2 separate regions of the Homo sapiens genome follow, and region 2 is linked to region 1. A link is an interaction called in ENCODE POLR2A ChIA-PET data of the cell type or tissue named here. Cell type or tissue: GM12878. All regions are shown on one strand. Links, peaks and the distances in the headings refer to the core of each region. The heading gives the core; the rest is flanking DNA. Region 1 has its middle 130 kb from the start of GRPR. Region 2 has its middle 6.1 kb from the start of GRPR.

Region 1 (12,033 bases), core at 3,892-6,391:
TAATACTAAAGAATATATGTTTATAAGAAGGAAATCAGACCTAAAAAGAAGGATCAGTATCTAAGAAGCCACGTTTAGCAAAGAAATTGGTAAACAGCTTGGCAAATTTCAATAACCAATGACCATTAAAAAAATCTTACAATAAAAAGAGCAATAATGACTATTTGGGAGGAGGAGATGGGGTCCAAAATAAAGAGGTATTAAACATTATATGACCTGTCATGGAATATTGGGGATGGGTCTATGTGGGGTTAAAGGGTTCTAAGTACCTTGAAATGTTCAGGAGGAGTCTAAACATGTGATTGTACTCCAAATAGTAAAGTCAAGTAGATATATGAAAATCCTTTACCAAAACAGTAGAAATATGATGTGTATCTTTCAAGTAAGTGGAAAATAGAAAAAGAGGGAAAAAAGAAGCAAAGACAAAGATAGGCAGATAAAAAACTCAAAATAGGGAAAAGAACTCCACATATACCTATAGTGACAATAAATATAGGAATATATATTTGGATAGGACTGATTCAACAGTCCTCATTAAAGACAGAGCCTCTTAGGTTAGATAAAAAGACAAAATTTAACTATATGCTGTTCATAAGAGACACATATAAAGCATAAAGACACAGAAAGGTGGAAAGTGAAAGGATAATAAAGGAACAACCAAGTGACTATTTGTTGAACAAATAATTAAGTTTCCTGGATGGCAGAGACTTTTCTGTAACCCCCACCCCTTAATAGACTATTTTTTACAGCAGTTTTAGGTTCACAGCAAAATTGAGCAGAAATTACAGAGTTGCCGTGTACCCTTTCTCTCCCTTCCCATTGCCCTCCACCATCAATATCCTCACCAGTGGGGTACATTTCTTACAATAGATAAACCAGCCTTTACACATCACCCAAAGTCTGTATTTTACAATAGGTACCACTCTTTGTGTTGTATGTTCTGTGAGCTTTGACAAATATATGACAAGTATCTACCATTGTAGTCAGAATATATATTCATACAGAATAGTTTCACTGCCCTAAAAGTTCCCTGTGTTCCACCTATTCATTGAGACTCTGTTTTATATTTCTTCTTTATTTGCCACAGAGCCATGCTTAATTTAGGGGTTTGAAAGTCTTTGCTTGGATTCAACTGTTTTACTGAATTTCTTCTGATTGAATTCACAATAATCAAAGAAAATGAAAATTTTTGTCAGTTCCATATGATCTTTAATGACTATTCTGCCACCACTATCAGCAAGTGCCCTAAGTTCTTTTCCAGACAATTTTCAGGAAATAGTGTTTCCTGCATAAACAGAAAATGAACCTCCTAAATTTTATCATCAAGAACTAAGAATGCTTAGCCCAGCTATAAGAAAACCTCTCACTAACGTGCTATTTGTGATAATAAAATAATTTGAATGTTCTGTGAAGGGTTATCAAATAATTTTTATTTTTATTTTTGAGGTTGTAACTATTCTTGAAAGGAATTTTACAAGCTGGAGTCCTATGTGGCAACCATCAAAGATGCCTGGACAGAAAGACAGGCATTCTAGTTAACAATTCATCAATTGATTTAAATTAAATATTTCTATGCCATTTGTAGACATAAACTATACTGAAATCCTCTGTATTGCTTTTTTATTATGCGTAACAAATTACTGTAAAACTTAGTGACTTAAAACAACAAACATTTATTATCTCATAATTTCTGTGGATTGAGAATTTAGGAGCATCTTATCTGTGTAGTTCTGGCTCAGGGTCTCTCATAAGATTTCAGTCAAGATGTCAGTTGGGGCCACAGTCATCTGAGGGTTTGACTGTGGCTAGAAGATTCACTTACAAGATGGTTCACTCATGTGGCTGTTGGCAAGAGGCCTCAGTTCCTTGCCACATGGGCTTCTCAAATTGTGGCTTGAGTGTCATGACAGCTGGATTTCCCCAGAGTGAGTGATCCAAGAGAGAGAAGACAGAAGCCACGTGTCTTTATGACTCAAGCTTTCAATGTCATACTCCATCATTTCTGCAGTATCTTGTTGACTGACACATCAGCCCTATTCAGTGTTCGAGGGGAGTAAAAAAGGGCATGATCCAGGAGACAGAGATTATTGGGGCATCATTTCAGAGACTGGCTATCACATTGTTAGATACAGACATGAAACCAGTGTTTAGGAAGGATAGAGGAAATATTTTTGGGAAATAAAAGAATTTAGAATCTTATCTTTATTTTCATCTTCTCCATCTTACATACTAACAATTCTTGTTGACATCAACATTTTACCTTTTCATCAATCTCTACCTTTTCTGGATTTATTAAGTATGAAGCTCTTCAAAATGAAAATAGGTGAAATTTAGACGTTTGTCTACTCTCACTCTTTAGAAATATTGAGTTTTTAATGGTCTCTCTGATACAAATATCTCAATATATATAAAACTTGGTTAGTATCTGTATCTTATTTGAAGTGAATACTGTCTTCCACCTCTACAATAATTACCTTCACTTTATAGGTAGCTTGTCTTAAAAACAGAAGTTATCCTTTTTTGTCAGAATTTTAGCTGTTCCAACACGATTGAGCCCATGTTAAGCAGTAGGAAAATGTTTCTTTTTTTTATCTTATTATCTTCTAATCTCAAATTTTCCTGCAGTTCAATGAAATTAATGTCTTTAACATTTCCCATCCACACTAGAACCATGCTAGAAAGTGCTTTTATAATATTTTTAAGGGGGTGATATATGAAAACCCTCCTATAATTGGCTAAATGGAGACATTAGAGAATCAAATACTTCATCCTTTTTCGAAGCACTGCTTCCATGGGGCAATATAAGCTTTGAAAAGTGGATGCAATTTTATGAAATTGGTGGGTTATGATGCATTAAAATCTAGAAAGTGTTCATTTCATTTCAAATAGAGGTCTTGAAAGTAATGCTCCTTACTTACAGCTGCATTATTTTAATAAAACTTCAGCGATAATTATTTTAAAACCAACATCCTAGGTTTAAATGAAAATCACAAAAAAATCGATTTAGGACTTTAGAACTTAAACCATAAAAGTTGCTAGGGTCTATTTAATATACTTAGAGAGATTTGAATTAAATAAATAGTTTCTGCCATCACCAAACCTCACTCCAGATGATCTTGTGTGGGTCCCTTGTCTCTCTGACTGCTTGCATGGTGTAACCTAGGAGAACTGCAAGTTCCCTGGGGCCTGCACACAGCCATTTTTACTTTGTTTGAATTCTTCATGGCTACCCACTCCTCTGGGTTAGAGAACAAAGGAGAGGGCATTGTTTTCAGAAGGTCACAGTTGTTTGCACCGAATGTCCCTTCGGTTTCACCAGTGTGAGGGTTCATCCCTAGAGTCCTCAATTGGAATCTGCCCATTGCTGGAACAGCAGGATCTTCTTGTGCCTTCCTAAAAGCAGGCTGGTGGGATAAACTGGGATCCACAGGAAATTAGAGCTGATGTCTTTAAAATGGCTACCCTTCTAGCTGCAGTGCTCTCCCTGGTCTGACTTAAAGATCAGCTGTTCTGCTGGTGCCCAGTGAGGAAATTCAGAGGGTTAGACTATTGTCCAGGGCATGGGGACCACAGGTACCCCTTGCCTGCTGATCTCTATTACTTTATTTGAGCCTTTTCCTGGGCTATTGGAAATATGTCTTTTTCACACGGTAGGGCTAAGCAGGTAAGATTTGATTCCATAGCTGTTGGTGATCATTTTTGTCATGATTTGTTGGGGCAGGAGAGAGGGAGCTACTAGACAGAATAAAACCAGCATAGAAGAAGAGAGAGCCAGGAAATGGAAAGAGATTCATTTCTGGGTTTCTGCTAGATGACTGTTGGATTTTTCAATGAAAAAAGCCAAAAAACTGCTTCTTGGGTTTAAGTAAATTTGAACTGGGTTTTGGTCACTCGAGCCCCAAAGGAATTCTTATTAAAGCAGCAATTGAGATGAAAGTATTGTTTGTAAAAACATATGTTGTCTCTTGAATTTTCAACCAATAGTGAAGGAAGAATTTAATCTTTTTTTTTTTTTCATTGAGCAGTGGCTGAGAAAAACCTATGTATTTCCAAAGTGAGTTCTGACTATGGCTTTTGAGGTGCTACAAAAAGAATAGAAATCAGATAATATGTAAACATTGGAAAGACACTAAGAATGGTTTGGGAGGAAACAGTGGAGTAAGCGAAGACCAGCAATAATATAAAGAGGTTTGGATTGGCTTAATAGCTGAATTAAGATTGAAGAGAAAGTTAGTGAATTTAGTCCACAAATGCTTTGAGGCAATACTGAATAGGAGAAACACTTTCTCCCTGTTAAGGGAATTTCAAGAGAGCCATCTGGAGAAATGAGAGCAGTGGATAAAATAAGGACCAGTTGCCTGGGTCAGTTTTAGAATGTGAATTGTAGGGTGGGAATTGGTAGGGATAAAGGGTATTTGTCCTGTGTCCTGTTGTACTATGACTTGAGACACAGCCTCAAGATTTTGTGAGCTACCATGCCAGATAGAGATTTAAGAACCACATTAAGATAAGTGGAGCTTGTAAGTTCTGAGCCTGATTTTTGCTTCTGTCTCATGGAATAACATCTCCTTAGTTTATGGTTTCTACTCACATGCTAAACCAGTGATGTGGTAAGGCCCTTGGGACAAATATAGGAAAAACATCTCTCTCTCTCTCTCTCTCTCTCTCTCCTCTGTGTTGCATTGGGGGCGGTGGTGATTGGGGCACAGAACTCTCTATATAGTGAACTTTTTAACTGAGTGAGAGAGAAGCTGATTTCAGGGCTCTTACTGTAGATAGTGAGTAGTGTTTTGTAGAAGCATCAGGGAGAGAAGGAGGTGGCTTCAGTCCCTATGAGACAAAAATAGTCAAAGTTCAAATTTAGAGAATTCACAAATGTTACTCCCCCCACGCCTTCCTCTCCTCTGAAGCAAATGCTGACAAGTGTTTCTCCCCAGTTCCATTTATATCTACAAAATAGCCCTTTTTGTGACTTTTTCCCTCTTCAAAGCTACCCTTATACTTGGGAAAGAGAGGAGGGATTAAAGGGAAGATGATGGTAAAATTCCAGGACCTTGAAGGAAAAGAAGATGTTTTAGCAAGGCTTTCAAATAATAGAAGCTTTGATGGCTAGTTTGGACAAAACAGGAAGTAGGATAATCCCCAGGGAAAAAGAAAGGGAAGTGAGTCATGAAGCCCAAGTGCATTTCAAGGCATCCAGTGCTGCTTGAGAGTGAGCATCAGGCACGGTTTCGAATTTTCTGGTTGGCAAATTCTCAGCCTCTGTCTCGCTGTTCAACCATGCATTCTAACATTTAAATTACTCAGAGTCACATTTAGTGGTGTAATGTGAATTAGAACAGTATGTAACTGGGATTATTTCTGATTCCCATCTTAAAACCTTGCTTTTGTGTCTGAGAGAAGCGATAGATTCATAGACCAGAATATATTTATATACAGAAATACAGCGTTTGTGCTCCACCTCAAGATGTAACTTGAATTACACGGAAAAATCCTATGTTTAAAAATGTCTATCTAATAAACCCAATGTCATTCAAGGAAACAAGACCTGTTATTAGGTTGAGGCACTGGATGGCTATCATTTTCCTGGTCAAGACCTTGAGGCGTGGCAATTTAAGATTTAGCTCTGAAACAAGCAGCTTTTTCAGCTTGGAAACCTTTTCTCCCTTCTGTTGCTAGGTCCTCCAGCCCTGTTCAAGCACGGTTCATAATAGCTTCTTGTGAGGAAATGACATTTAGAGCTCTCTTGATCTGTCAGCATAATACCGTTTTAAAAATCACATGTGTGTTTGTGAGGCCCTCTCTTTTCTGAAGTCTAAATTTCTCTGATTCCAAGGCTGAAAATATATTCAAGAAACAATTTAAAGTTGACATCAGCATTTGTGTAATTATTTCTAATTTAAAATTATTGACTTTCCATGTTGAAAGTAGCTTATTTAATGAGCAAAATATGGCATTAAAAACATTAAAAATAACTGTGAATGAAAGACTTTCTCATCATATGTTGGTGCCCCATAGCATTCCTTTCCAAGTCAGTTACTATGGGTGAAAATAGATAATTATTTATTGAGTGGACTCATCTGCATTTTTGCTTTCTTTCAAGTGCCTGGCAGGTAATAGATGTTCAATAAATAACTGTTAAATGTTTGAATGAATTAATGAGTGCCTGATGAATCAGACTTGCCTAATTATTTTATGTTGAGCTTCAGATCAATATACAAATATTGTATCGTACTTGGAAAAAAAGTCTTTTAGTTGTCTTGAAGGGATGTCAATAATGCTATGTATGTACTTTTAATTTTTAAAATTACTTTATTATGAAAATGTTCAAACATCAGCAAAGTTGAATTTTATTGTGAATATTTGTATACCACTACCTAGATTCTACCATTTGTACTTTAATATACTTATTTTATCACCTATATCAACCCATTTTATTATTATTATTTTTTAAAGATAACAGACGGGGTCTCACTGTGTTGCACAGGCTGGCCTCAAACTCTTGGCCTCAAGCGAGCCTCCTGCCTCAGCCTCCCAAAATGCTGGGATTACAATCATGAGCCACTGCACCTGGCCCATTTCATTTTTTAATGCATTTCAAAGTAAATTGAAGACATCTGTACACTTCCTCTGTACACTTTGGCATGCATATTACCAATTAGAGTTCAGTATTTGTCTAAGATTTTTCTTTTGATGTAAAATTAACATACAATGAAATGCACAGATCTTAAGTACACATCCACTGAGTTTTGACAAATACAAATCCCCATCAAGATACAGAACATTGCCATCACTCCAGAAAGTTCATTCATGTTCCTTCCCAGGCAAACCCTGTCCCCACATCTCACTCTTCCCTTCAACAGGAAATCAGTGTTCTGATTACTTTTCACTATAGATGAGATTTGCTCATTCTAGAACTTTATATGAATGCAATCACACAATATGTACTCTTATGTGAGACTTCTTTCACTCAGTATGTTTTTGAAATTCATGGATGTTGTACTGTATATTAGTAGCTCAATTCTTCTATTGATGAGCTGTATTCCATTATATGAATAAACAGTTCACTTGTCCATTATTTTATTGATGGACACCTGGGCTATTTCAAGTTTTAACTACTAAAAATAAAGCTGCTGTGAACATGTGTGTACAAGTCTTTATGTAGATATATATTTTCATTTCTCTTGAGCAATACCTGGAAGGAATTGCTGGATCATAGTGTGTGTGTACATTTAGTTTTATAAGAAACTGCCAGATCTTTTGATAAAGGACTTATACAGTTTTGCAGCCACATCAACAATATATGAGAATCCTGATTGTCCCAAATTGTTGTCAACATTTGGTGTTGTCAGTCTTTTTAATTTTAGCCATATCAGTGGATATGTATTATTTCATTGTTTTTAAATTTCCATTTCCTTGATGACTAATGATGTCAAGTACTTTTCATATGCTTTTTGGTCATTAGTATGTGTTCTTCTGTGAAGTGTCTAAGCAAATATTTACCTTTGTGTATATATATATATATATTTATTATTAAATTTTAGATGTTCTTTATATATTCTAGAGATCAGTCCTTTGTCAGATATATATTTTCTGAAGCTTTAGCCTTTCTTTTACATTTAGATCTAGGATCTATCTCAAATTAGTTTTTGTTTAAGGTCTGTGGTAGGGACTGGTGTTCTTCTTAATTTCCCCTTCCATATGGATATCCAGTTATTCCATTATCATTTATTGAAAAGACTATTTTTTTCCTATTGGAATTCTTTGGCATCATTATAAAAAAATCAGATGACTATATGCTAAGGTTTGAATGTGTTCCCCAAAGTTTATGTATTGGAAACTTAATCCCCAATGCAATAGTGTTGGAAGGTGGGACCTTTAAGAGGTGATTAGGTCATGAGGGCTATGCCCTCATGAATGGATTAATGATGTTATTGTGGGAGCGGGTTAGTTATCATGCAAGTGAGTTCCTGATAAAAAGATGAGTTTGTCCCTCTCCCTTCCCTCTCCCTTCCCTCTCCCTTCCCTCTCCCTTCCCTCTCCCTTACGTGCTCTCTTGCCCTGCTGCCTTCTGCTATGGGATGATGCAGCTTGAAGGCGCTTGCCAGATGCAGGTCTCTTGACCTTGGATTTGCCAGTCTCCAGAATCATGAGCCAAATGAATTTCTGTTGTTTATAAATCAGTCAGTCTGTGGCATTCTGTTATAGCAACATATAATGGACTAAGACACTATAATTGGGGGTCATTTTTTGGGCTTTATTCTGTTCTATTGATTCAATTATTAAGCCAGTACCACACTGTCTTGATAACTGTAGTGTTTTATACTAAGTCATAAAGCCAGGTAGTATAAGTTCTTAACTTTGTTCCTTTTTTTGAAAATCGTTTTGGCCATTCTATGTCCCTTGATTTTCCATGTAATTTTAGACTTAATAGATCAATTTCTACAAAAATTGCTGAGAGTTTTTTATTGGAATTGCATTGTTTCTACAGATCAGTTTCTGAGAGCACTGCCATCTTAATAATATTGAGTCTTTCAATCTATGAAATGGTATATTTCTACATTTATTTAGATCTTTAATTTCTCTTAGCAATGCTTTGTCTTTTTAGTGTAGAGGTCTTAGAAATATTTCGTTATGTTTATTATGTTATACATTATATTATAGGTATATATGTTATGTTATATACATATTATATATTACATTATGTTACATGTTTGAATTATTTCATGATTTTTGATGCTATAAATGGAATCAGTTTTTAAATTTCATTTTCTAGTTGTTTGTGATCCTAATTGTTTTTTTATATTAACTTTGTATCCTGCAACTTTAGTAAATTCGCATATTACTTCTAGCATTTGTTTTGTAGATTCTTTTGACCTTTGCGTGTAAATAACCATATCATCAGCAAATATAGATAATTTTACTTTTTCTTTTTCATTCCTTTTGCCTTTTATTTCTTTTTATTCTTCATTTTGCTGTACTGAACTGGTTAGGACCTCCTGCACAATAATGAATAGAAATGATGACAGGGGGTAACCTTGCCTTTTAATAGTCCTAGGAGATAACATTTAGACTTTCACCATTGAATATGAAGTTAGCTGTAGGTTTAAACATTTTTTTTATCACATTCAAAAAGTTCCCTTTTCTTCTTAGTTTGCTAACAGTTTGTATGATGAGTAGTGTTGAATTTTTTTCTACATTTATTCTAATTATCATATAGTTTTTCTCCCTTATTCTGATTATATGGTGGGTTACGTTCATTGATCTTTAAATGTTAAACGACCTTGCATTCCTAAGATAAACTCTATTTGGTCATCATGTATTATCCTTTTTATATATTATTGAATTCAATTTGCTATATTTTGTTAATTTTTTTGCATCTATATTCATGAAGGATGTTAGTCTGTGAAATTCTTCCTTGGACTGCCTTTATCAGGTTTTAAAATTAAGGTGATACTGGCCACACAAAATAAATTGGGTGGTGGTCTCTCATTCTTTATTTTCTGAAGATGGGGGGTTTGATAAGATTCATGTGATTTTTTTCCATAAACATCTGATTGAGTTTACTAGTGAAATTATCTAAGTCTGGAGTTTCCTTTCTGGAAAAGTTTTTAACCATGAATTTAATTTTTTCTAAGATATATGGCTATTCTCTCTCACACCATGCATCCAATACATCAGCATATCCTATGGGCTTGACCTTCAGAATATGTCATGAATCTCACCTTTTCTTATCACCTCCTTGGCTATCATCTTGCACCAAACATCCATGGTCTCTTTCTCTTTTCTCATTATTGCAGTAACTGCCTTACTGGACTTTTTGTCTCTGCTCTGGCTTCTTGTAGTATATTCTCAAAATACAGTAGCTGGTGTGCCTTTTAACATAAGTCAAATTGTGTCACTACAAAAAATCCTCACCCAGAGTAAAAGTTAAAATCCTTGCAGTAGCCTATAAGGTTCCACATGGTCTAGAAGTGCACTATACCTCTCACCTCTCGTTCTTCCACTTTTCCTCTCATTTACTTTTCTCCACACTGGCCTTTTTGCCATTCCTTGAGCTGGCCAAGCATACTTTGCCCCAGGGCCTTTGCATGGGCTTTCCCTTCTGCTTAATATACTTTCTCCCCAAATATCTACAAATCTTGCTCCCTCATCTCCTTCTAATTTTGCATAAATGTTATCTTCTAAATGGAACCATCCCTGAACACCTTATTTAAAATTCCCAATGTTCCGTTGCATTCCTTGTCCTTCTTCCCTCTTATCTTGTTCTCTACACACATATGACTCTGTAATATACTATATACCGTTTACTCATTTTGTTTATCTATTGTCTCTGTAAGTTCTATGACAGTATGAACGTTTGTTAATTTTAGTCACCATTGCATCTGAGAATCTAAAACAGTACCTGGAAAATAGAAGCTACTCAATAAATATTGTGAAAAGAATGAACTATGCACCTGGAATCATACAGTATTTTCAACAGAGGAAAACTAATATGTGTAAGTTTTCCAAAGACAACTTTGATGAAAGTGTCTTTTCACTAATATCCTTAGCTTTCCTCATTTAAAAAATGAGGAGTTTTTTTTTGAGTTTGGATCTTTTGTAAATACATGGAATCATAAGATAGTGATTCAACATCGTTCAACAACCTTGTTCAACAACAGTCTCAAGGGACTTATTCTCAGGAGCAATATGTTATTTTACAACAGTTGACAGAACTAAGAGATGGAATTGCTGAGTGAAAATTGTTAGTTATCAATCCCAATAATCCCTTCCCATGCTAGAATACTTTTCATTATAGTACACCCCAACAAAAGTTCTGTGCTTCTCATTTAATACAAATACACATAAGACAGGAAAGAGAGAAGTCCTACTGTGAGTTTATGGTCATTTGAATAAATGAGCTTTGGAAACACTGATAGTTTAAAACTATTTTTTTTGTTTGTTTGTTTGGCACCCTTGAAGTTTTTATACTCTGGGGCAAGGCACAGTAAGATTTGAGAATCCAGAGAAATATGACTTCCTTTGAAATATGGAAAAGAATACTTGTGAAAGGAGACATCGGAAAGAAAACCAGATATAATGTGTGCTATAAAATTTGAATACAGGTGTCTTTATAAAATTCATATGTTGGAACGTAAACCCCAGGGTGGTGATATTAAGAGGTGGGGCCTTTGGGGAAGTGATTAAGTCATGAGGGCTCTGCCCTTATAAATGGACTAGTGCTCTTATAAAAGAGGTTAAAGGGAACACTGTAGTGCCTTTTGCCTTCCATCTCTTCTGCCATGTGAGAACATGGCAAGAAGGCACTGTATAACAAACAGGCCCACACCAGGCACTGAATCTGCAGATGCCTTGATCTTGGATTTCCCAGCCTCCCAAACTGTAAGAAATAAATTTCTGTTCTTTATAAATTACCTGGTCTAAGGTATTTTGTTATAGCAGCATGAATGTACTAAGACAATGCACATCTCAAGTAGCTCAATTTTAGGAGATTGCATATATGTGGAAGTTGAGTTGAAATTGATTCCTCAAAACTATTTATGGCCGTATGCAACTTTGAAAGCCTTTAAAGGTATAGCCCCAGTTTGAAGATTGCAGCTACAATTTTAACTCATTTTGTTCTGCAGCTTTAATCTTCTTAAATTATTTTGGTAAACATAGATTTCATGGAGGGGATGGGCTATTTATGATACAGATTTTAATAACTGTAATCTTCCTTAGCTTTTCTTTAAATGTGAACTGATGAAGATAGAGCCTAAAGTTAGAGATGTCTGTGAAATGTTCCCACATGTGTGACCAGCCTGTACCTAGTAAGTTGCTTCATTTTCCCTCACAGGGTCTTCTTTGGGATACAGAAGCTTCATTGGGATGGATGGAAAATTGCAGCTTCTTCTAAGTGCTTTGTAACCTGGAACATGTGGAAGCTTTAAAACAATTTTATTGTAAACTTCTAAATCAAAAGTCCTGTTTCTTTCTAAATTTATTTGGAAAATGTCCATGAATACTTAAAAAGAGAATCATATTGTACTT
Region 2 (12,033 bases), core at 4,576-7,075, 130 kb after region 1:
ATTAAATACTCCTAGCTTACTGAACATCATAGCTTTAGTCTAGCCTATCTTGAACGTGCTCAGAACACTTTCATTAGCCTATAGCTGGGAAAAATCATCTAACACAAAGCCTATTTTATAACAAAGTGTCGAGTAGCTCATGTAATTTATTGAATATCATGCTGAAAGTTAAAAAGAGAATGGCTGTATAGGTACTGGAGGTGTGGTTTCTACTGAACGCATATTGTTTTTGCAGCATCGTAAAGTAAAAAAGTTGTTAAGTCGAACCATCTTAAGTCAGGGATCATCTGTACTGAGAGACCTCACATACAAGAAAGACAAGGGAGGAGCAAAGACATTGTTCAAATGATTGGCCTTGAAATTTGATTATTTTCCTCCACCTTCAATGTTAGAAGTATCAGCAAAGTAGATTTTATTCCTGTGCCAGGTAGGTCCTCCCTGGAAAGCAGAAACTGAATTAGAATTAGGTAAGAAAGCGGTATGTTGCACAGGTGATAACTGTGAAAGATAAAAGGGTTATGAAGCAGATTTGGCTAGGGAGAGCCTTGGACAACGAAGCAGCTCTGACAAAGTCTCCACCAACCCAATGGGAAGCTCTGTAGCAAAGATTGCCCATTAGAAGAGTCTCCCGTTGGGCAGAAATGACCAGGTTGTAGGTCTTCTGCCATGCTGAGTCTTTGGCTGAGGGCTGCCTTGGAAGAGCATGGCTTCAGCTAGAGAGTTCAGGTGGATTTAAAAGGCACTGACTAGCTGGAGGTTCTTAGCAAACTGTACTCTTTGCTGCTAACAACGTGTTTTTTCTTGATGGGAGATCTGAGTGGTGCATCTTTGTGGATGCCATAGTTCTTCTGATGAAATGTCTCTTTAGAGAGCTTTATGGCCGGCGGGGTGGAAGGAGAGAAATATGTAAACTATCAGGAGACCTGGTTTCCGACCATCACTCAACATTAGTTTACTGTAACAGTCTCTTTCTCTCTTTTTAGTGGCTTGACACAACAATGATTTATTTAGCTTTCAATTCTGTGAGTCAGAAATTTGGGTTGGACTTAGGTGGTGGTTCTCAGTGAGTCTCAGTTGGACCCATTCATGCATCTATAGTTAGTGATTGGGATAGCTGAGGGACGTTTGGTGTTTATAACCTCAGATGTGATCGCTTGCTATTACTTCATGTGGCCTCTCATCCTCCAGCAGGCTAGCCTGTGTTCAACCACAAGGTGGTGGCAAAATTAAGCATGCTAGGATTCTTGAGACCTAGGTTATAGCTGGCACAAGGCTATTTCTAGTGCATTTTTCTGGGGAAAAAATGTCATAAAGGCCAGAATAAATAGAGAGTTAGTCTCTACATTTTAATGGGAAGAGCATCAAGGTCTTATTTCAAGCAAGTGTGGATACAGTGATGCAGAATGTGTGTACATTTTCACAATTTGTCATACTCTATAAGAGAAGTATTAAAATTAGGTTTATGTGAAGATAAATAAGACAAGGTCTTTGCATTCCAGAAGCTCTATAATATGATTAAAAGATATTGCATGTCGTAGAAACTGGGATGACAAAAATGCAATAAGAATGTAGATAAAAATAAATATTGTACTGTGACAGTCTCTTAACCTCTGTGCATCTCAGTTTTCTCAGCTATGAAGGGGTGGGGGAATCTATTTGAAATTTTAAAAATATCTGATTTCAGATAGCAAAAATTCTTATTCAGAAATTGCATGGAACTAGAATGGTATTAAGAGCATGAAATCTGTGCCAGATTGCCTGAGTTTGAAACCAGGCTTTAGCATTGACTAATTGTGTCATCTTGGGTGAATTATAAAACCTCGCTGGAGCTTGGTTTCCTCATTCTTAAAATGGGATTAATAATAGTACCTTCCTAATAGGGTTCAAAATCTAAAGAGCTATAAAGCATTTAGAATAGTGCCTGGCACATAGTGAATACTCAGCAAATGCTAATTCTAACTCCTACCCTTCTACAAATACATGTTCTCACATACAAACACTCTTGAATAAACCTGGATTTTGGAGTGAGAATTTAAGGGGTGAATGTGCCCATGTTAGGTTTGGCAGTAGCTATATCTAAGGAAAAACTTTGGTACTACTTTTCGTGTGTCCTAGTTTCTGAGAAAGGGTAAAAAGCATTTTTCTTCCAGAGTACAGTTTATGTTGCTTCTGGATTGCCTAGTAACAAAAGCCTCTCCTCATTCTTTTTCTGCTCTGATTGTTTTTACCTCAACAATTTAATTGAAAGTTAAAAAAAATTATTGAGTTCTGCCTCCCCGACCAGTTGAAGTCACTGAATCTCAATCAAAATGCTTCAGAAACCTATAAACATCATAGCCTGTTGTAACCTACTCAGAGTTATTAACTTTCTATTTTTTAAAAAATTTTTGTATGCTTGGCAACCAGGCTTTCTTTGCTATGGACATAATGAGGCTTCACCCTTAAGTCAGCCTTATAGCCTGGGGGGTCTGGTCAATCTCTTTTCAAAGGCAGTATTTCCACACTTTTAGGCCTTTGATTAAGGAAATCAAATGTGTGTTGGTAAGTTCTTCTCATGGTACAAAACCCAAAGAGGAAGACTATTATTAATCATAATCATCAGAAGGAGAGTTTACAAGTGAAGGAAGAGGAATGAACACTTTTGGATGACTAGAGTGAAGTCTCTAATTCCAACATAGCAAATTAGCTCTTCATTTTGAAAGGTGGCACTTCACTGCTGGTGAAGGGATATAGAAGTGGGGTTAGGACAGGGAGTGGGGTGCACTAGAAGGAGATGAAATACAACTTAGCAAGCCTTGCTCTAATCCTGTGAGAAGCCTCTTTGCCATGGGATCAGAAATGGGGGCATTTTCATTATTGCTAAGAGTCACCCTGAAGCCTAGCAGTGTTTTCAGTAAAACATTGCATAATTTGCTTCATGTTTCCATGAGGATGTTTTATCTTGTTTATTGAAAGAGGAAGTACAGTTGAGGACCTGTCATCATTAGGAACTAGTGAGTTTCTGCTTTTCTCTATTCCACATCTTAAATTATTTTGATATTAAAGAAATGTGACTATAGACATGAGACAGGAACTGAGCATCCTGTTTATTTCTCTAGAGGCGAAAAAAAAAAAAAAACCCAAAAACAAAAAACACAAGATACCGTTGCCGAGAAAGAAATAGAAACCACAGCTGCTGGATTCTCCTTATTGGTTTTTTTCCACCAGTCTTTCAGCTCCCTAATTCTTTATCCCTAGTTTCTACTTGTTTCAGTGCACTTTTTTCTTCATTTTCCTATTTGTCCATTTCACCTCCCAGGAGAACTCTGAGTCATAACTATCCCTCTAGTTCTCTCCCTTGTCCCCTGAGAGATGATGTGGTCTAGTGGTTACGCACCCAATTACAGAAACACGCTTCTTAACCATGTAACTGCAGGCGAGGTGCTTGCCCTTTCTATGCCTCATTTTCTCATCTGTAAAAGGAATGTAAATAGTCCTATATCATAGGGTGGTTGTAAGGATTCCATGAGAGAACACACGTAAAGCATCTGGAATCAATATTGGCTCTATTATTATATCCTCTGTCCTCACCCCTTTCCACAGATCCTGTAATACTCATTATCTATCTGGATATATATTTGGTTGCTGTGGGACACTAGCAGAATTTAAAATACACTAATATGCCCACGGGGAGGAATGAGGAAAGATTGGGGTGGTCAGTAAAAACAGCAAATCAGTCTACTTCCCTACTGCGTCGAAGAGTCATTTTCCTGCACTGACAATCCACTAGCTACTCTGAAACAAATTCCATTCTAAGTCATGTGCATTTCATGGCACTTCAATCTTGGACCTCCAGGTTGATTGATGTGGAGGAGAGGAAATGCATATCTGAATGGCTGGAATGATACTACCACCCTTTCAGGGAAGAGTTTCACTTTGCACCACCCAGCCAAGACCTCAAAGATATGTGAATAGTTACTTTGTTGGCATTATTAACCATGTTAATAATTAATTACATTTATTAGACGTTGTAAAAACTTTTTATAGTGCAGAATTTAAAATATATACAAAAATAGACAGATGCATAACATGGGCACCCACATACTTTTCACCTGTCTTCAGCAAGTATCAACTCAGGGCCAATCCTGTTTCATTTTTGTCCCTACCCACTTCTCTACTTTCCATATGATTTTGAAGCAAATCCTGGCTATCATGTCATTTTATCCATAAATATTTCAGCAAGTTTTCCTGAAACAGAATCAGCAAACTCTGGCCTGTGGGCTAACCTCCTATTTTGCAAATAAAGTTTATTAGAACAAAGTCACACCCATTCATTTACCTACTGTCTATTGGCTGCTTTCCCAGCAGGGACAGGCACACTGTGGTCCACAAAGCCTAAAATATTTACTATTTGGCCCCTTAAGAAAAAGCATGCTCACCCGTGCTTTAAAAGATAAGGACTTTTAAAAACACAACTACAATATGGTTATCACACCTAAAAAATGTGATAATTTACTACAAAGTCACTTAAAATTGTTTAGGACCTTACATCTTTTTAAATGCCTTCGTATGTGTTATCTCATTTGAATCTTGCAACAATCTCTGTGAGCTAAGAAGGAGAACCCTAGTGTCATTTAAATCCCTTTTATATATATGAAAAAATGGAAGAGTAGAGTTTAAAAGTAACTTCATCAAAGGCAGGCAGCTAATAAGCAATTTGAATAGAATTCAGCCTCGGATACCTTGTTGTGGGGCAATCAGATGCTTAAATTCTGCAGTTTGTGAATGATAAATTCCCTGTGTATTTCTCAGCTGTTCCATTTCAAGAGTATTTGACTTGAAGAACTTGGTATGGGATATATATTTCAGACATGACTTGGAGTTAATTTAAGGTGAGCCTCCTTCAAGCAGTAAAAATAACAGGGTTTTTATATTGAGTGAGAGTTCCCATGGAACCACTCTGAGTTTGAAGTGCCATAGTGGCGCTTGGAGAAAAATCTACGGATAAGCCTGTTTTCTAGCATCTTCCTTAGAGAAGAACATGGTGTGTTATTTTACGACCAAAGACAAAAGGTGAAATGTGAGGTTTGGATTCATTTTAGTTGCATGAGCACCCATAGTCTGGGGGTGCATCCCGGCCATTTTGTCCCATAAAGCTGGCTGGAAACAAAAATAAAAGCCAGACTGCTCATGAGAAACCTGATGGCATTTTTATTGGTTTGCCCATGAGATGATAACACCTTTGAGAAGAGAATCCAAGAGAGCATATAAAAGTGGAAAATAGTCACAGAAAGTCCAATCATACTTTGGAAACTCTAAGAACATTAGTTTCCATTTTTATATGACCAGAAACCTACTGTACAATCAAAGGTCCTTGCTGAAGCAGGTTCCAGATTTTATATATGAAAAAAATGGAAGCATAGAGTTTAAAAGTAACTTCATCAAAGGCAGGCAGCTAATAAGCAGTTTGAATAGAATTCAGCCTCTGATATCTTGTGGTGGGGAATCAGAAGCTTAAATTCTGCAGTATGTGAAATTCTGCTGGAGCAGGTTCCATTGTTTAAAAACAATGCTGGTTTCTGTTACAAAATAGCTTTCTTTCAATACATTGAAAACATTCTTCCTAGTTAGGCAATTAGCTACTTGAGGGCAGGAACCATTGTTTGCTAATTTTTGTATTTCTGGGACCTAGAGCTTGGGCTGGCTGGGAAAGGAACTTAATATAAATGGCTGGGCGTGGTGGCTCACGCCTGTAATCCCTGCACTTTGGGAGGCCGAGGCAGATGGCTCACGAAGTCAGGAGATCGAGACCATCCTGGCCAACATGGTGAAACTCCATCTCTACTAAAATGCAAAAAAAAAAAAAAAAAAAAAAAAAAATTAGCTGGGCCTGTTGGCACACACCTGTAGTACCAGCTACTCGGGAGGCTGAGGCAGAGGAATCGCTTGGGTTGCAGTGAGCCGAGATCGTGCCACTGCACTCCAGCCTGGCAACAGAGTGAGACTTTGTCTCAAAAAAAAAAAAAAAAAAAAAAAAAAAAAGAATGGTGTCAAATGGCTACAAAATGTCAACATTATTACTTATTTAGCTGTGAGTAAAATCATACTTTTAGCAATGAAAAAAAATCTATCACCCCAAATACAACTTTACAGTGGAGAAATCCTAGCAGATACCACCTTAATCAACCTCACCACTGATAACCTCAGGTTAACCTCACCACCGATAAATCATATGGATAATCGTGTACCCTGTAGTATGCTAAATAATGGCTCCCAAAGATATCCACCCCCTAATCCCCAGAACCTGTGAATATGTTCCCTTATATGGCAAAAGGGACATTGCAGACAAAATTAAATTAAGGATCTAGAGATGGGAAGATTGTCCTGATTATCCAGATGGGCCCATTATACCACAAGGGCTCTTATAAGTGGGAGGCAGTGGGAGATTTGACTGCAGAAGAAAAGGCAATTTGACAACAGAAGCAGAGATTGGAGTGATGTGGCCACAAGCCAAAGAATACTGGGAACCACCAGCAGCTGGAAGAAGCAAGGAACAATTCTCCATAGGACCTCCAGAAGGAGCCTGCCCTGCCAACACTCTGAATTTAGCCCTGTAAGGCTCATTTCTGACTTCTGGTCTCCAGAGTTGTAAGAGAATACATTTTTCTTGTTTTAAGCCACTAAGCTTGGGGTAATTTGTTACAGTAGCAACTAATACATACTCCCTGATAGGAAGTGATGAGAAGGGTGCCTTACCTCTTATGGTTTTTCTCCCCCAAATTTATATCCCTAGTCAAGTCATGAAAATATACCAGGCAAACCCCAATGAAGGGACATTCTACAAAATACCTGACCAATATTCTTCAAAAATATCAAGGTCAGGAAAAACAGGAAAGTCTGAGAAACTGTCGCAGCTAGGAGGAGCTAAGGAATCATGTTGATTACATGCAATATAGTATCTTGGATTGGACCCTGGAACAGAAAATGACAGTAATGGAAAGACTGGTGAAGTTTGAATAAAATATGTAGTTTAGATAATAGTGTTATATCAATGCTAATTTCTTCATTTTGTAACATTTTAATAATAGAGGAAGCTACGTGAGGGGCATACAGGAACTCTTTGTACCGTCTTTGTGACTTTTCCATAAACTGAAAGACATTTCAAAATCTAACATTTAAAGAGGAATCCATGCCAGCAACATGTTTTCTTTTCAGACATCTGTTATTAGAGATGGAAATAATATAGGAATGTATTTCAGGGAGTCTAGGACTGTGCTGATCGAACCCTCTCAGGGGAGAGGAAGAAAAGGCTAGAAACAGATGGCTGAGGGTAGAGAAACAGTACCACTCTCATTTGCCTTCCATGCTCCTGGTGGTGCTAATGCATCAAGTTGTCCTGGGGCATAGGCAAGGGGAAAATGTTCCTGTACTTTATGAATGGAGAATCCATAGCACAGAACAGTTCAGTAACAAATAATGTTCATTGAATTTATTTTACTTGTCCAAGTTCACTGAGCAGATGCAGAAATGAAATATAAACGGTCTAATTTCCAGGTATATGGTGGCTGAGCAAGAAAGTTCAGTTCATTTACAATATTTTAAAAATACATATTTTGATCCAGATAAGAAACTTTGGTGTTGCAGAATGACAAATGAATTTCAGTGTGCACAACCTTTCTAGATTTGACCATACTTTCCTTCCCTCACACCCTGTATGACCACTCCAGGTTTAACTCAGGTTTATAGCACTTGCCTTTTCTGGTCTTCCTCTTCTGTTTTCTTTTGTCTTTGGGGTGGTTTTCTTTTCTTCCTCTTCTCCATCCATTCTACTTACCAGGTGTTACCTGTGGGTGCATAACAAATTACCATAAAACAATGGGTTAAAACAACAAACATTTATTAACTCATGGTCTCTGTGGATCAGGAATTTAACAGTGGCTTGGCTGGGTGATTCTGGCTCAGGGTCTTTCATGAAGCTGCAGTCAGAGAGTCAGCTGGGGCTGCAGTTATGTGAAGGCTTGACTGGGGATGGATGATCCATTTCCAAAATGACTGACTCACATAGCTCTGGACAGGAGGTTTCAGTTCCTCCCCATGTGGATCTGTCCATAAGGTCACTTGAGTATCCTCATGACATGGCTGCTGATTTCCTTCAGAGCAAGTGATCCAAGGAGAGAGTGCAAAGAGGAAGCTGCAATGTCCCTTATCATCTAGTCTTGGAAGTTACACACTATTCCTGCTGTGTCATTCTATTTGTTAGAAGCAAGTCACTAAGTAAAGCTCACACTTAAGGGGTGGAGGTGGGGGTTAAATTAATCTACATCTCTTGAAGCAAAGAGTACTGAGAACTGGCGAATATATTTTAACCACCACACCAGGTGTTCTCCTAGCCTCAGATGTGTCTGAGAATTTCGTCTTCCTCTTTAGGCTTTCTCTTGGCATCTACATTTACTTCTGCAGTTTCATGTGACTCAAAATGAAACCCAATTCATTTTTTCCTTCCAGAAGACTCCTCTCATCTTTCTTCTAAGTTTTTAAGCCCCATAAAAAGTCACAGAATGTTGAGAAAAGAAAAGGGAACTTGAAACGATCCCAGCATTACAGGATCTGGATAGAGTCATCTGCCTCTTTTGTTCCTGCTGCAGTACTAAAATTTGACATCTCTGATTCTTCTCAAGCAAGAGTTGCTGCAGTCTTTTGAGCAGCTTCTCCGTGGTGCTGTCACAAATCTAATATTGAAATCACGCTTAGTCTTCACTGACTTTTACCACATAATCTTCTTCTCAAAGCCTAACTTCACTTGATTCTCTGTGATTCTTTTACTGTACATTTAAACTATTTGGCATTCAGGGTTCTAGTTCTCAACCAGTCCTCTTAATTATTTACTTCTATGCTTTCAGACTTCACCTCTCATTTTCCATTGGCTTTCTTACATTCCCTTGTTCATCTAGCAAACTCAATATGCCTGAAGCCAAATTCAGCCTTTCCCTCCAGAAGCTTCCCTTTTGACCTTGCTCATAGCCAGTGGGAAGAGGCTTTGTCTCCACACTCTGTGGTCCCATTGAATCTACCTGTTCTCCTAAATTCTATCAAGTCACTGTTGCCCACCTCATGTTAGAGCCCCACAGAAAATCCAGTCTTTTGGAAAGATGAAAAAGGTGACTCTATTGACTGAAATAGAAACAGAAGTGACAACCCTGTCCCAACACATAAGAAAAGATGCTGAGTCATACTCCAATTCTATTCAGAAATTGGACTCCCTGGGGACAGAGATTTTATATTACATTTGTTCCATGTCATGTTCACATGTCAGAGGCATCTCATGTTCACCAGTAAATAAAAAGCTAAGCAAATGTCTGAATACGTTTGGTGTTTGGTGTTCCGGCTCTGCCGGAAGGTGACACATAATGGTAGGGATGGAAAGAGTCATTATAGTTAATTAGTTGAAATGACATAGAAATTATGGAATTAGCTTTTTTTTTTTTTTTTTTTTTTTTGAGAGGGAGTCTTGCTCTGTCGCACAGGCTGGAGTGCAGTGGCACGATCTCGGCTCACTGCAAGCTCTGCCTCCTGGGTTCACGCCATTCTCCTGCCTCAGCCTCCCAAGTAGCTGGGACTACAGGTGCCCATCACCACGCTTGGTTAATTTTTTGTATTTTTAGTACAGACGGGGTTTCACTGTGTTAGCCAGGATGGTCTCGATCTCCTGACCTCATGATCCACCCGCCTCGGCCTCCCAAAGTGCTGGGATTACATGCGTGAGCCACCGCACCTGGCCCGAATTAGCTTTTTAAAGCATCCTTGATCCCCGAAAATATTAGATGTCAAACCTCAACGCACCTTTACTCCTAAAATACCATTAGAAGAATCTATAGTGCTGTGGAACACATAATGCTAACACCAGCTATGAGAAATCAATATCTATCAGCATCCCCTTAACTTACATTGGAAGAAACACTAACCACCCAATTAGATTTAAGTAGTGAGGCTGACTCAGCACACAGGGGTGTCTAAAGAAATAAAGGGAAACAACATCCAGAAGTTCTCTTTGTGAACCAAAAATATGCCTTTTAGACCAAACTTCTTAGCAAGAATACAAGATCCATCACAATCTCACCCAAACCTGCTTCTAGCTGCATTTCACGCTGTTCTTTTTCCACCCCTGTCTTCCAATCTGGGTGACCCTCTGGATTTATAGATGTCCCTCTGCTCAATGTCATGCTCTTTCCTTTATGCCTTGATCCTAGGCACATATGATTTTCTTCATTCAAAAGACCTTGTCAACACTTAACCTTTAAAGATATCGTCTTTTCTGGAGAAAAGGTAGTTGCTTCACTCCAGAGAGGGGTTGGGGTCTAAAGAGCTGTGAGAGTACACATCTTCATGCTATTTTTCTCAGCCTCTTGCTCAGTGCCTGGCAACTGGTAGATGTTTGATAAATTTTTTTCAAGTAAATAAAGGAGTTGCTAATTCACTCGTATGAGTGCTTGCCTATTGATCTGAGGTCAATCACTCTTCTGAACTCATTGGGCTTTTCCAAAGTAAGCCTTTCCCCCTCAATCTAATAATGATAATAATAATAAGTGCTAATATTAATTGAGCACTTACTATGTGCCAAATACTATGCAATCTTAACATGAATCATTTCATCTAACTTCATAAGTTCTCCTCACCCTGCAGATGAGGAACCTGAAGCTTAAGACACTAAGTAACTTGCCATAATTATAAATGAGGGAGCCAGGATTGAAGCAGAGCCTGTGTACTGTATCATTAAGCTATATTGCTGGCAACTAATCAACACCACTGGGCTCATGGCTATTGGCTGGTTACTGGTGCTACTGATCTCTGCCGAGAAGCTCTTCCACCTCTAGCCATGCAGCATCAGTCTCCCTCCTGCTGGCAGAGAGGGGCGCTGAGCCTTTCATATTTACATAGAAAGCATGGCAGCAGCCTCAGTGTTGGAACCTGCCACTGGAAATGTCCATAACAACACAGTTGGGGGCTTTCTTTGTGGGCCCTGGCATGGTAAGTGCAAGTTTTGTTATTCCTTATGGGTTCTGAAAAATGAGACTTCACCTGTTAGTGACTGGCTTCACGTCATGTACCTGGAGGAGCTGGCTTCACATACGTCATAAAGATGCACTCTAATAATGTATTTAGAAGTTGTTGGCTAAAGGTCTAAGCCTGATTCTAATAGCACTTCCTCAATTAAGCTTTTTCTAGCACTCCTTCAACGATAACTTACTTCTTTTACCACCCACTCAATTCCTCAGTATTGTATCTATCACGCTTTTATAGTTCTTTATTTTCCACACAGGGCTATAAAGAGGATATTTGCTATAAAACATGGCAAACATTCAATTAAAAATGCAAATAGCTGCATCAAAATGCCGATTCATAAAATTTTTAGATCAGATGAGAAAAGACCCATTTTTCTGGAAAAGACTATTGATCATTGAGAGTTAAGAATACAGCTGGTTCCCAATTTAATTTCTCCCTGGTAAACAGAATAGGAATGGCTTGGCAAATCTACAGGAAAGAACATGTGTGCATTGTGCTTCTGGCTTTTCCAGATGTCAGTTGCTGAAGGTTTAAGGTGTGAGTCTGTGCATGTGTTTCTGAGGATCAGTCCCTGTTCAAAGAGGCAGTGGGAAGACTGAGTGGGATAACTCACACATGGACACCCTGTGCATCAGTGTGCGTTTAATTCAAAGACAGACCTCATTTGATAGCAATATTGACATGTCATTCTAATGAATTAGAAAAAATGAGAAAATGGGATGTAAATCCCCATCTGGATTCATGGGGATAGTATCAGAAAGATTTTCAGTGCCTTTGCAGAATGCTAGCAACATTTATTAAATACCTACCCTAGGTGCTATGTGCTTACATGAGAAGCCAAAGGTATCTGTTAAGCTAGGTAGGAACTGCAGTCGGCTGGTTGCTTCTCATCTGGAGAAAGCAGGCAACTGGGCAGTGATTGAAGTGTCCAGCAGGGGGCTGGCATTCTCTGTCTATAAGTAACACTGGTTCCTCTTCAGAGCCTCAGCTCAG

Evidence for each region. Peaks named below come from ENCODE experiments on the same cell type or tissue, not always from the same donor. Only the 100,000 strongest peaks of a DNase experiment are listed, where the experiment ranks them.
Region 2: POLR2A ChIA-PET joins it to region 1 with 8 read pairs; 2 of 35 experiments call an interaction of 5 or more read pairs at or near these places.

The regions. Positions count from the first base shown.
Region 1 is chrX:15,984,234-15,996,266 of GRCh38, forward strand. No RefSeq gene overlaps it. Among named protein-coding and RNA genes, the nearest start is that of GRPR, 130 kb to the right of the region's middle. In GM12878, for the core only: no CTCF peak of the experiment used is centred there; a DNase peak (open chromatin) is centred at 5,239.
Region 2 is chrX:16,111,422-16,123,454 of GRCh38, forward strand. No RefSeq gene overlaps it. Among named protein-coding and RNA genes, the nearest start is that of GRPR, 6.1 kb to the right of the region's middle. RefSeq lists enhancers at 8,388-8,527, 11,845-12,033. In GM12878, for the core only: no CTCF peak of the experiment used is centred there; no DNase peak of the experiment used is centred there.